Linked DNA regions of Mus musculus: region 2 is linked to region 1. A link is a loop called in an ENCODE intact Hi-C map of the cell type or tissue named here. Cell type or tissue: heart. All regions are shown on one strand.

The links. A loop is a pair of places that touch in the nucleus more often than their neighbours do. Peaks named below come from ENCODE experiments on the same cell type or tissue, not always from the same donor. Only the 100,000 strongest peaks of a DNase experiment are listed, where the experiment ranks them.
Region 2: a loop joins it to region 1, with 2.3 times the contacts of the local background. A loop is called at or near these places in 2 of 42 quality-filtered maps.

Annotation. Positions count from the first base shown.
Region 1 is chr14:60,708,526-60,716,525 of GRCm38, reverse strand. Spata13 (spermatogenesis associated 13) reads right to left here. Exons shown (of 13, transcript NM_001033272.2): 4 at 6,957-7,101. Among named protein-coding and RNA genes, the nearest start is that of Gm41165, 28 kb to the right of the region's middle. In heart, a CTCF peak has its summit at 4,771 (motif pointing left); a DNase peak (open chromatin) is centred at 7,105; H3K27ac peaks cover 1,128 bases.
Region 2 is chr14:61,121,470-61,129,469 of GRCm38, reverse strand. No RefSeq gene overlaps it. Among named protein-coding and RNA genes, the nearest start is that of Sacs, 13 kb to the left of the region's middle. In heart, no CTCF peak of the experiment used is centred here; no DNase peak of the experiment used is centred here; H3K27ac peaks cover 1,015 bases.

The sequences.
Region 1 (8,000 bases):
CAGCCCTCCCCCAAGATCTGACACAAGTCCATGTGTCTCTGCATCTTGTATAGCTTTCTTCTGTAAGTTGCTGTTGGTCATGGTATTTTATCCCAGAAACAGAACTTGATACCAAGAATGGGGGGATTCTAGAGAACCTGAGCATGTGGACTTGGGGTGTAGGGTAAGACATGAGAAGACTCTGGACTAGAAAAGCATTGGATGCAGCAGGCAGAGCTTGGTGGTCTGTCCTCATAGGAGTGCTGACATCAAAGAGGACATAGAAGCTCAGCTCACGTGGTCTCAGAGAGCAGCAAGAACTTTAACAGCAACTGAACTAGAGGCTTTTCATCGATATGAACAACAAACATGGCTGCCTTCTACTCTGGTCCTAAGAATTTGCCTGAGGGTAAATTTAAACGTAATGGACTCTTTTATTTGCTGGAGAAAATTTCAAGACGACGTAACATAGAGTCTGTGGTGTGGTTAGTACTACTAATGCACGTGCAGCCTACAATGAAGAAGGAGCAAGCGTAACAGAAATACATCAAATGAAGTCTGAAGAGGGAAACACTGGTTAGGTTTAAGGTTGTGAGCTAGGCTCAAGCTAAGAGAGACTGGAACTCTTACGGAGATTAGCTCCACCCAGGAGAGCCCTCAGGCTCCTCACTGGAATGCAGAGAGCTGTGCCCTCAAGGCAAGACATCACTGTCTGAAAGCTACCAACAAGGGAAAGAGAAAGACCTAAACCGTTTTCCCTGTTCCTAAAAAGGAACAATAAAGCAAAGCCATCTGCAAAAGTGGCTTGAGGGGGCCAGGCTCCAGCCCAAGCTGACAGGAACCTGAAGGTGCTGCCCACACAATGCTGGATTTTGAGGAGTGGGGAATGCAAGTGTGAAGAGGGTCACAGAGTCTTCCTCCCCAGCTTCAGAGGACCACTGAAGCCAGGCTGTGTGTGGCAGGGAGTCCCTGCGTGAAGTAACTGAGAAGGAGGGAGGCTGTGAGAGGCCACTGTGTGACGCTGGGATGGTGAAGCCTAGGTTGCTGTGGAGACCTCCAGATGTTGGCGATGCCAGAGTATGAGGCATCCGTCACCCAAGGAGAGCTGCACGCAAGGGAGAGGATTCTGCCCAACAGTATGCCACAGGCAGCAAAGTGAAGGCTCTAAGTCATCCTAAGCAGTCCAGGAGTTCCCTCTATCCCCAAATCCTTCCTCCTGGAATGACATTTGCCTTCATTAGGGTTTCTATTGCCGTGATAAAACATCATGACCAAAAGCAACTTGAGGAGGAAAGGGTTTATTTCGTCTTATAGTTTCTAGCCCATCAGCCAGAGAAGTCAAGGAAGGAACTTGGAAGAAGGAACTGGCAGAGGCCATGGAGGGTGCTGCTTACTGGTTTGCTCCTTAGAGTTTGCTCAGCCTGCTTCCTTATACCATCTAGGACCTGCACAGGGACAGCATTGCCTACAGTGAATACCTTACAGACTTGCCTGCAGGTGAATCTTACGGAGGCATTTTCTCAATTCCTCTTCCCAGCTATGTCTAGGTTTGTGTCAAGCTGGCAAAACTAACCAGCACAGAATGGACCTTCTGTGCCACTATCTGTTGAAACTGTCTACTTTGCTTATGTGTGTGTGTGTGTGTGTGTGTGTGTGTGTGTGTGTGTGTAAGGTCACAGTTAAGAGATTACCTTGAGGGCTGGAGAGATGGCTCAGGGGTTAAGAGCACTGACTGCTCTTCCGAAGGTCCTGAGTTCAAATCCCAGCAACCACATGGTGGCTCACAACCACCCGTAATGAGATCTGACGCCCTCTTCTGGGTGTCTGAAGACAGCTACAATGTACTTAGATATAATAATAAAGAAATCTTAAAAAAAATCACATAAAGAGATTACCTTGAAGCCAAGTGGTGATGGAACATACCTTTAACCCCAACACTTGGAGGCAGGGGCAGCTGGATCTCTGTATGGTCTACAGAGTAAGTTCCAGGACTACCCAGAGAATCCCTGTCTTGAAAAAAACAAAAAACAAAACAACAACAACAAAAAACCCAAAACCCTTGACTCCCCAAAGAGACTTTGAACTTGGACTTTTAAACAGTGCTTAGACTAAAGGACTTTGGGGCCATACGCATTTTGCATTTGATATGATTGTGAGTCTACAGGGGCCAGGTAGTGGAATGTAGTGGTTAGAATGGACAGTGTTCACTCATAGGCTCATGTTCTTGAAGAACTTGGTGCCCAGTTGGTCGTACTATTTGAGAAGATGGTGTAGCCTTGTTCGAGGAAGTACAGCATGGGCAAAGCCTGAGTTAACTGCCTTGCCCCAGTTCCAATTCACTCTACTTTGTGTTTGAAGATCTGAGCTGTCAGCTTCCTGCTCCTGCTGCCATGGATGCTGCTTGCTGCCAAGCTTGCCCCCAACCCCCAATCTCCCACATCTCTCAGGCTGGACTCTTATCCCTCTAGAACAGTAAGCCATAACAAACTTCCATAAATTGCTTATTTTATCATTGCATCATAAAAGTAACTAATATAACATCTTAGCATCTAGAAAGAAAGGTTCTCTAACTAGGCAGTGAGGTAGGAAATGGTCTATCAGGAGCCACAAGTCAGCAAGTGAGCATGTTGGCAGCTTCTAGAAGCTATGGACCATTAGGCATTTAAACCAGAGATGCTTTAGTTGCCATGGAGACCCAAAAGGCTATGCAAGTGAAGCAAGCACCTGTTAGGTAGTTGCTGTGTTGGGCAGGAAGGTCATAACCTGACCCATGAAGTCTCTGGTTATGCCTCCCTGATCTTGGGGTCCCTAACATTAAGAGATCATTTGACTAATGAAGCAGAAAATCTGTGCATCAGCCATTGTGACAGGGAAACCCAGACTCCTGCATCGAGAAGGAGCAGGTCATCTTTGCACAGAAACTCTAGTCCTTTTGCTGCTGACAGGCTTCTCTCATTTACCTCCACCCAGGACAGAGTCACTCTCTGTGGAAGAATTGCTTTTTAACTCTTTAGAGAGAGTGAGCTTGCAAGCATGCATGCTGGAGAGCCGATGGCTTGACTGGATAGCTAGAGGAAGGAGGGGAGAGCAGAAGGTGACTATGCCTTGGTATGGGGCCAAGGGTATGAAAGACATATCAGAAGACCCTGAAAAGCTTACAAAGTGAAATGCAAAAGATGCTGCTTAATAGCCACATGGGCATGATGCTCACGGTGCACACATTGGCTCATCTTCTGTACTTTTTAAAAAAAGACTTATTTATTTATTATATGTAAGTACACTGTAGCTGTCTCCATGCACTCCAGAAGAGGGCATCAGATCCCATTACAGATGGTTGTGAGTCACCATGTGGTTGCTGGGAATTGAACTCAGGACCTTTGGAAGAGTAGTCAGTGCTCTTAACCGCTGAGCCATCTCTGCAGCCCCTTCTCTACTTATCTTGATGCAGTGGACTCAGGATGAAACAAAACACCCACCAGGCCATGGCTGCAGAAAGGATGTCCAGTCTGAGCTAGACCACAGGGCCTGCCCTCATCAGGGTTAATGATACGGTTCTCTGTAGGAACCAGATAGCTACTTGTGGTAAGCTTATTACAATGGACATTTTTATAAAAGAAGTGGGCAATGATTTGTCCTCCCTGAAAAAGCCACTTGTGCTGGACACAGATTATTCATGCCCCTCTCTGGCCTCACCAGAGGCTCCCAGACAGCCATGGCATCTCCTAGATGCCACCTAGAACTTCCCAGTGACTGGGTCACATCTAACACCACCTCAATGTAACTCAATTGCCTAGGAAACCCGGGGACACACCCTGGTGCTGCCATGATACCCTGCAGGGGCACATGCTGTGAACCTGTGACTCATGTCACCGAGGGATGCTAAGCCACAGCTGGAAACCATGGGTAAACACAGAAGCAGCTACTCTCTTACTCCACAGCGCACTTGCAAAACATTTTCCTCCCAGAAGCACTGCTCTGGCAAAACGGAATTTCATCTCCAAAAGAAGTCCTTCCATGGCACATCCCAGTTCTAGCCACAGAGTCAGACAAAGCCGGAGCTAGTCATTTCGAGTTCCTCTTGCGTCAGGGAAATGAACACCCGTGGGAACTGTGGGTGGCCTTTGTGGTCACTAACACTGAGGATACTCGGTAGGACTCATAGAGCAGCCTCATATCCATCTTCTCTTTGTTTGCCTTACTCCAAGCTACTATACGTGCTTTGTTCCTTCGTTCTCTCTGATTTTAATCTTTTTTATTCATCTTTAGGATTTTCAGGCGAACCTGGAAATCACAGTGAGGCCCAAGCTAATTTGGCTAACTTGGCCTCCTGAGATTACAGACATTGCACCACCACATACATAGGCCATTCTCCCTTCCAAAGCACAAATCAGGAGCCACCGCCCTAGACATCCTATGACATATCTGTGCCCTCAGACGCTCAACACACACACACACACACACACACACACACACACACACACAAAGAGGTTTTGCTTTTCTTTTGTTTTTCAAGACAGGATTTCTCTGTGTTGTCCTGGCTGTCCTGGAACTTGCTCTGTACACCAGGGTGTCCCCAAGCTCCGATCCACCTGCCTCTGCCTTCCTAGGGCTGGGATTAAAGGGGTGTTCTACCACATCCAGCTCTGTCTTGTTTTTAATTGGAGCACAAACTTGAACCCACCATTTTCCAATTGGCAATGGGTCCACATCGTACTCAGAAGCCCTGGTCCTCAGGAATGAGTTGCCTTCCATTTAGCTACTACCCCTGACCACAGTGCCCTCTTCTGTCCATGTCTCCTGAGCACAGTCACTCTGATCTCCTTGCTAACCTTGGTGGAACATCTGCTGCTGCTCCAGGGGACCTCACTCACTCTTCCTCATCACCCAGGTTCTGGTGACTACTCAGGGTCACTCCTGCCCCTTCCTGTCCTCCCCCACCCCTCCTCATTTTCTTGCGAGCACTAGTGACTTAGGGAATCCTACCAGGAAGCCATTCAAATGCTGGAGTGTACAGTACCCCTCTGTATCCGAGGGTCCTTTGGATGACAAGCTCCTCTGTGGATACTCAAGCCCCTTTACTTAAAATAGTTGCCTTAGCATATAACATATACATTCTCCTGAATACTCGCAATCATCTCTAGATGACTCACAAAACTTGTACAATGTAAACAGCATGTGCACACTTGCTCAAGTCTAGTGCGTAGGTCATGAAAAGGGTGGAGCTGGAACACGGAGCATGTGAGACCCTGGGTTCATGCTCAACGGAGAGGAGTCTGGGCATATTCATTGAAGATATAACTCTTCTCACTATTTCCAGTGGATTAACTGTGTAAATGGTATAGGTATAGCAGTGTAGGTTTGGCCATGGGCATACCCCACCTTGCTGTCTTCTCCTTCACGATGCCCCTGTCCTAGCCAACAGTTCCCTGCCAATCATTCCCCTCTCACAGAGCTTTAAGGGATGGAGGAGCTCTGTCACCTCTGGGTGTCACCTCTGGGAGCGAGGCCTACCCTTCTCCTGTACTAACACTGACGGCAGGGGGCTAAACCCCTGTCCAAATGCGGAGCCCACAAACGGACTCCCAGACCTTGACCTTGCCCCACCACCTACACCATGAACAGGCCACTGGGCTCAAGTGGCTGGAGATTCCCTCCTGGGATCCTGACTCTTGCAAGTACAACTGGAGAGTAGAGTAGGGCAGGCTAGCCTTTCCCCTTCTCCTGGTGGAACCATGCCCAACCTTCTGTGACTACCAGGAGCTATCGTATTATCCTCAATGTTTTATATGGGAGCACCCAACACCTTCCTAATTCATTCCCCCCTTTTTTTCTCCCTCTCCCTCTCTCCCTCTATGGTTTTTCTAGATGAGGCTTTTCTGTATAGCCCCGGCTGTTCTAGAACTAGCTCTATAGATCAGACCGGCCATAAACTCAAAGATCTGTCTAAGTGTTGGGGTTAAAGGCGTGTACCACCACGCCATCTTTTCTTTTTCCTTTCAATTCAGAGTCTCACGTAGCCCAAGTTAGCCCCACACTTGTAACTGAGGAGGACCCTGAACTTCTGGTTTTCCTGCTTCCATCTCCCAAGTACTGAGACTCCCGGCATGTTCCACTCTGCGCCGTTTTACATTAGGGTTTAAGCTCAGGGCTTTGTGAGTGCTGGGCCAGCACCCCACCAAATGAATGCACCCCAACACCCTTTTTTCTTAAACTAGTCAGTTAGTTTTACTGTTTTCAAACAAAGAACCCTAAGAGGTTTGTCTCTGTTTTTCTTTATAAATTAAAAAAAAAAAGTCACATAGACCATGAAACAGGCTTCTTGGCTGTATGTGAAGGCTGAGGAGAGACCCCCTCTGTTCCTCATAACCTAGTGTTTTCCATGCCTTTCTGATCCTTGTTGGTATCTGAGCACATGCAGGCATGATAGACATCGGGACAATTCGCTAAAGCACTTTTGATTGACCTGAACCCCCAAATGATGGTGGCATCCCTGCTCCAGACCCCTAATTGTGACCTAGATGGAAACACGGTCTTTGCAGGTGGCGAGTTAGGATGAGGGCCTTGGGGTGGGGAAGGGGCCCACTTGAGACGGATGTCCTTACAAAAGAAGGCACATTTGCAACAGGGCGAATGTCACAGAGTGTGCAGGTGGAGACAGGCTGCATGGGCCAGCCAGGGAGCCCTGAGGCTGGCAGAAGCCAGGCGAGGTTCAGCTCCCCATTCCTGCATCCTCAAAAAACCAAAAAACTACCCTCCACACCAGAACCTTAGGTCTCTAGCCTGGTCATCGGTTTACCCTGGCATGGCTCTGCAGCAACTCAAGAGACATGCAGACTTGACAGGAGTTTGAAATCCTGAGTAACCCAGATAATAACTTCCACACTGCCCTGGCCACAAGATGGGAAAAGTGCAGAATCCCTTGGTGCCTCAGGCTCCCTGGTCCCAGACAAAAGATTCCAGGAAGCCCCAAGACTCACCATTGGATGTTTTCATCTGCCGTCGCCGCCCCACGCGGTCCAGCCCGATGGGAGTGCTCTGAGAGAAGGTGAAGGGCCGGAGGCGGGCAGACACAGCCTTGTAGGGTGGAACTTGGTGTGCAGGCACAGGAGGCCTGGCTGCTGGCTGTGAAAGGAAGTGAGAAGCTGTGAGAAGGTGCCAGGAAGTCTCAGCTCCTGCGAGCCACAAAACAGTTCTGTGTTCTCGCCTTGAAGCCACTGGCAGATGTGGAGTGTCTTCTTCAAACCCCCGCCAGCAGCTGTATGCTGCACCAAGCTCTGTAGCAATAGGCTGTTCTAAAGTTCCAACAGGCAGCTTCAAAGCTGGCTCTGTCACACTTCTTCCTACTTGTGAGAGACATGCCGGTGGGGAACAGGGAGAGAAAGAGAGGCCTCTGAGGGAGAGGAAGGCTGAGGCAGCAGCAGAGCTGTGAGCGACAGTTAGGAAAGCACGGTGACCATAGCAGCATCCGAGGATGCAAGGGCAGGACCACAGCACACAGGCATGGTCACAGATCTCCAGTGACAGCTTTTATTTAAAAAGAACTTATTTAGGAGGCTGGAGAGGAGGCTCAGGATTAAGAGTGCTAGCTGTTCTACCAGAGGACCTGGATTTAATTCCTAGCACCTACATGGCAGCTCACAACTATTTGTAACTCCAGTCCCAGGGGATCTGACACCCTCACACTGGCATACATGCAAGCAAAACACCAATGCTCATAAAGTTAAAATAAATAATTCACTAAAATTGTTTTTTATCTTACATAGTTTGGGTGTATGAGAGAGAGGGGGAGAGAGAGACAGAGAGACAGAGACAGACAGACATATGAGTGGGTACCTGCAGAGGCCCAAAGAGGGTGTCTGATCCCTTTGTACTGCAGTTAAAGGTGTAAGTGAGCTGCTTCATATGGGTGTTCTATAAGAGGAATAAGAACTGTCTCCCCTACTAATGAGCTGTCTCCCCTCCTGGGCTTTTTAGGGTGTATACTAGGGTCTCACTTTGTAGACCAGGCTGGCCTCAATCCC
Region 2 (8,000 bases), 410 kb before region 1:
TCTGCAAATTATTCCACTTACAGTAATAAGTTATCAAGGCAGGAAGTGTACAAGGCACTCCCTCTGCAACGGTGAAGGAGACAATTGTTGTTTCGCTGAGATGGTAGCTTTTGGTGGCCCAGAACAGCTGCATCAGGCCATGCAGTGACAGACTTCAGCGAATCTCTCTCCCAATGGCACCCAGGCAAATGTTGGAATAACCTCATGGCGAGTGATTGTCTGGAATGTGGAGATGCCACACTTAGGATTACACAGACCCAGAGCTAGGACACGGCAGCTGCAGAAAGCCTGAAAGAGAAGCCATTGAGAAGCCAGGCCAGCCATTTCAGCCTCAGCCTCCCTTGTACACCTGCCCCAGTCCGTCAGAGGACACTCCTTCCCTCTTCAACTCTAAGGACTACTGAAGCAAATGTCCTGAGCCCCCTTGGTGCCAAGAGACATAAGACTCATTCCTGCTCCAGGGAAGACCAGCCTCATGAGAAAGGAGATCTCATGCATTTATATAATAGCTGTGGCCTCTACACAACTGCACATATGTACCAAGTGCTAGGGACGAGGTGTAGAAAGGCAGGCGACAATGGAAGACTGTTAAATATCCCCAGGAGTGGTTTTCACACACACAAGAATATCCCTCAAATATTATTTCTGCTTTCAAAATCAGTATTCACTTCACTTGCTACACGATCTAAAATCTAATTTTTCCTTTACTTTGTAATTCAATTTATAAATCTTACTATTTTAGAAAATGAATAGTAGGACGCTACTGAATCTCAGCTCTCTGCTGAGAAAACATTCACAATTAAATGACAAACAATTCTGCCTTGTAAATGGAAAAACGCAGCTGTTCGTGAAAGCAATATAGTTTGATAAAACCTCCTTGTGTGCTTAAAATACGCTATGCATCAAATGAACATATGATACAAGTCACAAATCATCTTATATGTGTGTCATTTGAGTAAAACTTTGACAAGCTGGTGTGAATTACTGGCCACCATGGTTTTTAACTGCCCATGAGGTTTATGAGTGTGCTAGTTTTGTTTTGTTTTGTAATGTTATACCTTTAAACAGTGTACCTGTCATTGACCCTCTATATCTGTGGGTTCCACATTAGTGAAGTCAATCAACTTCAGAACGGACCAGAAATATATACAGGGGGAGGGTGGGGGGGGGGAGTCAGTCTATTCTGAACATGTCACAATAAACATGTAGGTGGTGTGCACGGACAGATACACAGTGAACACGGACACAATGATTGTATCCACAGTGAACATTACACAGAGAACATATACACGGTTCCTTTCTTCTTATCCATACTCCTCAAGCAAGACAGCGCAACAGACACTTACAGTGTATTGGCTTTTCTCATGACTGATAAAATACCTGACAGAGGCAACTTAAAGGAAAAGTGATGAATCTCAGTGTGTGATTTCAGAGTCCAATATGGCAGGAAGCGAGAGGCTGAGGTGGCTCTGTCACAGCAATAGGAGTTTGCAGCACAATTCAGTTCTCCGTCAAGATAATAATAAAGATTAGCCACCACAACAGGACTGAGAAGAGAGGTGTTCAGTTGACTCCAGTGTCTCCCCAGGGGTCACCTGAAGCAACTAGCAGAAAACACAAGCCGCTGAAGTTCTGGTGTGAGGAGTCTCTGTGCCGCCTGCACAGTGTCTGTTCTTTTTGTTTGTTTGTTTTTGTTTTTTGTTTTTGTTTTGAGACAGGGTTTCTCTGTATAGCCCTGGCTGTCCTGGAACTCACTCTGTAGACCAGGCTGGCCTCGAACTCAGAAATCTGCCTGCCTCTGCCTCTGCCTCCCGAGTGCTGGGATTAAAGGCGTGCACCACCACGCCCGGCTGTGTCTGCTCTCTAACTGATCAGATGATCAGACACAAGCTCAGTCAGGTTGTGTAACAACTGGCAGCTGCAGATATCCCTGAGCGAGCACAGGGATTCCTTAGGGGGCTAGGCCAAGTCAAAGCAGGAATGTGGGCTGCACAGATATCCCTTTCCATGGGAGGTGGAAACTCTATCTTCTTAGGGATGAGCCTGTTGTCTGGGGTCAGAGAGCAATTAATCTGGATGTGTGGAGCTTCTCAGCCCAGGAACCTGTGTATCTCTGAGTGGTCCCTTCACAGGGTGAAAATTTACCTTGAAAATGGCCAAACTATTTTGCAGCTTCAGCCATTTTATAGGAGAGACTTTGAGCCTCTGCAGACACAAGGGTCTGTGGCAAGGCATCTATCTCCATTACAACCTTTACTTAAAGCACCAAACATACAATTTATTTTTCAGCACCAATATTGAGACGGTTGTTGGGCTTGTTATTTCTGAAATCGTATTTCTAGAATTTTGCATGTCCTTATTTTATCCTAACTGACAGGCTTCAGAAACACACCATTCAGTGTCTCTCTGAGGGAGTTTCCAAAAGCTTGTCACTGAGCAGGGAAGACCCACCCTGAGGGTGGGTAAAGATTAGCTATTAATACTGAACCTACTCAATTCCCTTTTAAGCTACTGAGTAGGCGGGGCTTTGGCAGAATTCTGTAACTGCCTAGATATAGTATCAGAGGCAACAGCTGATATGGAATCAGTCCTTCTGCCAGATCATTAGGTATAATAGGTATGAGTAATAGGAACTGTTGTGGGCATCTTCCTTTCGGCAGTGTCTCAGCCTGGTAGATATAATGTGTCCTTTGACACATCCATCTCCGTTAGGCAAAAACCACCCCATTTTGTTGCATCATTACAACCGTTTATTTCAATGATAGTGAGCATACATCATAAATCCCAGAACAAGTTTAATGGAAATCGTCTTACCCCAAGCTCTGTACATTTCCTTATATTTTTCGTAACTTTTGGGGAAAGTGCAATCTAAAAATGAAAAACATCAGAAAGTTTATAAACTTGCGTAAGGGGTTCCTTTCTGTAACTACAATTTTAGTTTGGGTGAACTTTTCCCATGAACGGGAAAGCAGCAGATGTTGCATGAGTCCGAGGTAACAAGTGTCACTGCTTCCGTGTTGTCTGTACATTTTACTATCGATGCGCCTGTGTATGCTATGCTGCGGGTGGGGCTGTGCCACAGTGCGCCTGTGGAGGCCATGGAACAACTTTGTGGAGTGGGCTCTCTCCTTCCACCTTTCCTCCACACTGAACTCGGACTTGAGCAGCAAGCTCCTTTACCCCCTGAGCCGCCTTGGTGGCCCCTTGTGCCTTTTTTAAAATTCATGTTTTTAGTTAGCAGACTAAATCATAGACAATTATAGCAGATCTGAAAAATACATTTCTCAAATGTTAGTGGAGTATCACGATCACCAAAAATCAGTTGGTGTGGCATACAGGGAGCAGAGGATTTGGAGATAGCTGGGTGTGACTGTCTCCAGCATCGGTCCTTTATGCCTGAGGCCCACTGGCTTTAAATCTCTGAGCTGTATTTCTCATGTGGTGAAATGTGATTAAAAAACAAAAAGAAAAACAAAACAAAAACCCCAACTTTCAAAGTCATCTAAAGTTTGTAAAACTCCCAGATCAGCCTGTAGCTGTGTCTCTCCCTCTCCTTGGGAATAGAATGAGATTGATTGATATCCTTGCCCTGTGTTGTGTGAGCTTGCTGGATCCTGCTTGGAGATCCTCGCCATAACTGGCCAGGCTGTGCTTGGTGCCTATGAAGTGAATTCTTCTTTGACCTCTTGTTATTTTATTCTGCATGTCAAGGTCATTACTTATCCCAAGGTCTTCTCTTCAAGCCAGCTGGGGCCATGGAAAGTCAGTGCAGGGCATCCTCGGAGCAGAAGGGCCAGCTCCTTGAAAGACAATTCAAGAATTTAGCTGGATAGAAAACTCATCTCCAATTTTGGAAACCACTCTTGTCCTTTTGATTCTAAATTTAGAACTAGTCTCAACTATGGGACTTGTAACACTGCAAAATACTGGCAAGGCAGGTCCTGAGGAGCTGTGATAGAGCAAGAAAGAGTGCAGACCAAGATGGTCAGCCCCAGGGTGCCTGCCCAGCTGGGGAACCCTGGACAGGGTGTGCATGCTCGTGCACGTGTGTATGCGCTAGTGTGTGCTTTGCTGGGAATGGAATTCAGGCCAGACACGTGCTCTGCTGCAGAGTTGCTCACCAGACCCACCTTAAGCCCTGTAATTCTGTTTCCTCACCTACAAACCAACGATTGCAACAATGCCTACCCTTCCGATGGCAATGAGAATCTAAAAGCAGAGTGCCAGGCTCTCTTGCCATCAGAACCTGCCTGTGCTTAACAATGTGGGGGCACAGTAAAACTACCAAACGGGACCACTCCATGGGTAGAAAGGAAGGTATACTGGGAGGGTCAAATGCAAAGGCTGTCTGGAGGTTAGGGACAAAGAGAAGATGAAATGGCAGGAAAGCAAGCAGGCTTTATAGGACAGTCAGCAGGATAAGGGGTGTTTAGGTTGACCCAGAACTAGGTGACCTTTCCCTAGGTAGTTGACCTTTATGGCGGATCAAGAGAGGTTCCTGGTGTTTTGAGGGAGGCTCCTGGTAAACAGAACTCAGTCTTCAGGCCTCGGTTACCCAATAACAATCTTTCTGTTTGCCTGGCCAAAGTCCTTCTACTTAGGACATTGGCACAAGCGTTGCGATTTTGGGGACAGCTTTGGACCCAACACTCAGGAAAGCAATCTTGTTCAAAAGCAGCCGAAGGTGCCTGGTGAAGAGAGCATGTGTTTGACACATCAGGGTGGGAAGGCGACATCTCACGAGGTTGCCTTGAGTCTAGACTGGTACCAAGATCCAACTTGAACAGAGATTTAAAGCTGTCTTTCAGAAAACCTTCAACAGTCGTATGAAAGCTATGTGTACAGTAACACAAAAGGAGTCACTCTGTAGCCACCTCCTCTCATGCCCTCTGATTCTGGCGGGGAGTAAGTTTGAATACTTCAGCTAGTTTAATGAATGGCCATTTAAATGAGTGTGTGTCGGGAAATCTGGGCACAGGTCATTTTTTTTTTTTCAGATTCCAAAGTTGGGTGCATTCTGCAAGGAACTTTCCAGCATGTGATTAATTACTGAAAAGCCATAGTTTCAGGCACTTACATGGATTATTTTATATCACATGGAGAGCAGTATATCATCTTTTAATTCAGTGTGACGCCCTGCACACAATGCTTTTATATCCTTTAAAATAATTGTACTAAATAGTTGAAAATATTCATATTCTTTGAGTGTGAGCTTTGAATAGATGAAATTATTCATTGCTTTTCTATTTTTCTACATTCATTCATTCATTCATTCATTCATTTAAGAGGTGTACATTTGTGCCACAGTACCCATGGAGAGATAAGAGGACAACTTTTCAATCAGTTCTCTTCACGTGCCCAGTGGCTTCCTGGGATCCAACGCAGGGTATCAGGCTTGGTGTCAAACACCTTAACCCATTGAGCTATCTCATAATGTGAAACCCAGAAATCACAGAAAAAACAAAATGCAAAGTACTTTAACTTGCATTGTCAAACAAGAGTGGATAAAGAGAGGGATAGAAAATTAAATTCGGGGCTGGTGAGATGGCTCAGTAGGTAAGAGCACCCGACTGCTCTTCCGAAGGTCAGGAGTTCAAATCCCAGCAACCACATGGTGGCTTACAACCATCCGTAACGAGATCTGACTCCCTCTTCTGGAGTGTCTGAGGGCAGCTACAGTGTACTTACATATAATAAATAAATAAATCTTAAAAAAAAAAAAAAAAAAAAAAAAAAAAAAGAAACAACTATAAAAAAAAAAAAAAAGAAAATTAAATTCAAACTATAAATAGAAAAGTATATAAAATATGATGAAGTAAAATACAATATAATACAATGCACCAGAAGAGTACGTGTGGAGAACAGTATACTAGAGACACTCTGACTGACGACGTCATGTGCACACGACCTTAAAGTGTAAGAAGCATTCCGAGACAGTATTTGTGACATGTAGTAAATAAATTATTACTTATAAAAATTACAAGTCTATAAGAATAAAATAGTAGTAGAAAGAGAGACAGAAGGACCTGGAGAGATGACTCAGCAGTTAAGAGCACTGACTGCTTTTCCAGAGGTCCTGAGTTCAACTCCCAGCAACCACATGGTAGCTCACAACCATCTGTAATGAGATCTGATGCCCTCTTCTGGTGTGTCTGAAGACAGCTACAGTGTACTCATATAAATAAAAATTAATATTAATTCAAAAATTTTAAAAAGGCTGAAAATCTTAACAGTGGGAAGAGAAATAAATGGCCAGTAATTAGGTAAAATTGAGTCTTAAACTGTTATTATCAAAATTTAGAGCAGAATCAACCAACAAGATCCTATGTTCACCTAAGAGAACTTCTTCGACATCTACGCAAGACTTCACTGGAGTCTGTCCACAGCCTCATGACTTTCCTGTGGAGCAGAATTTAAGATACCAACTCCTAGACAGACACTATGGGCTAAAATGTACCCCACTCAACAGAAATAGCTGGTATCTTAGTGCTGTCTTGTCATGCTTCTCCTACTTCTTCCTTGTAGGTGTCCGAACCTCCGCTCTTGCTTGAGGGTCTCTTAACATCCTCATCCCTTAAGTCAAGCCCAAGCCAGAGCTTGTCAAATACATGAGAGATGCAAGTGCATAACATGGCCAAGAACATGACCGCCCTGTCAGCTGAGCATGCGTGCTGGGACCCTGGGTTGCCAATGTGTACTGCATGGGAATAGGGGCTCCACCCGTACAAAGGATGTGGCCTCTCCACAGACCATGCCTGCCTCTCCCAGATTGTACATCCAAGAGGTGCCCCATGTCTGATCCCCACCTGTTACCCTTGAGTCAAGTATGGAAAAAAAAATGACTGAATTGTCTGTGTGGTAGTGGCATGTTGGTAGCACCTGGCTGAAAATTCCCAGTCTCCCAGGCCCAGTTAACCGACTGTGCAAAATGGCCTCGCTTCATGGCCGCTGTGCTGACTCCTGAAGTCAGAGAAGTGTGACAAGACACCAGCTATTTCTGTTGAGTGGGATACATTTGAGCCCATAGTGTCTGTCCAGGCGCTGGGATCTTGAATTCTGCTCCACAGGAAAGTCACAAGGCTGTGGGTGGATCCCAGTGAAGTCTTGGGTGGATGTCAAAGAAGTTCCCAGTGAGAGACTTCTCTGGTGGTGCTCACTGAAGTGGCAGGGGTGGTGTGGCCAAAGGTGGGTATGGATATACCTCGAAATACATGTCTTGCATGCAGGCTTACCAGCCGTATTAGGGCAGAGGATGTAGGCTGGCTGTATGCTCAGTGTCCCGATTGATGGTTGATGAGACATTGCCTTCCCTGGAAGACTCATTCATCAAGTCACAATGTAGCACCAGGTTCTCATTTGATGCCGAGAACAGGCTTGCTGAGCTCTTGAACTTCCTAGCCTTCAGACACAGAATCAGATAAGCCCTGATTACCAAGTCTCAGGGATGTTCTTATAGCAACAGAAAGCAGACCTTATAAGACATCATCTGGTCTGTACAATGATAGATCAAAAACAAAGACTCATGCAAACTCCTGGAAAGAAAAGGGGGGAGCAGCACCAGCACCGGGTCACCTTGGATGTGGAGTCAGCAGACATCCCCAAGGTCCCCTAGAGGACTCTCCCCATGATCTTTGGACTGCCAGTGAGTGGAACACAACTTCTGTTCCAATCCAATCACGCAGGACCTGAGACAGCATCACGGAAACAGAAAAGCTGGCCTGACCAGTGTCACAAATCCTTTCCAGTCGGCACCAGCACCGGGTCACCTTGGGAGCAGAGTCGGCAGACACCCCCAAGGTCCCTAGAGAACAGCTTCTGAGGCAGACCCCGTTTTGGGCTCCAGACATCCGGGTACCTTCCCTGCCAGAGGAGAGGTGTCCGCCCCACCCAGGAGGACTTTGCCTGAGCACCTGGGGGCACCATCTTGGTTCCCAAATCCCTCTGAGACTAGTCTGCGCAGGTGAGAGTGTGGACTACAGAAGCTAACAGCTTCTGGGACA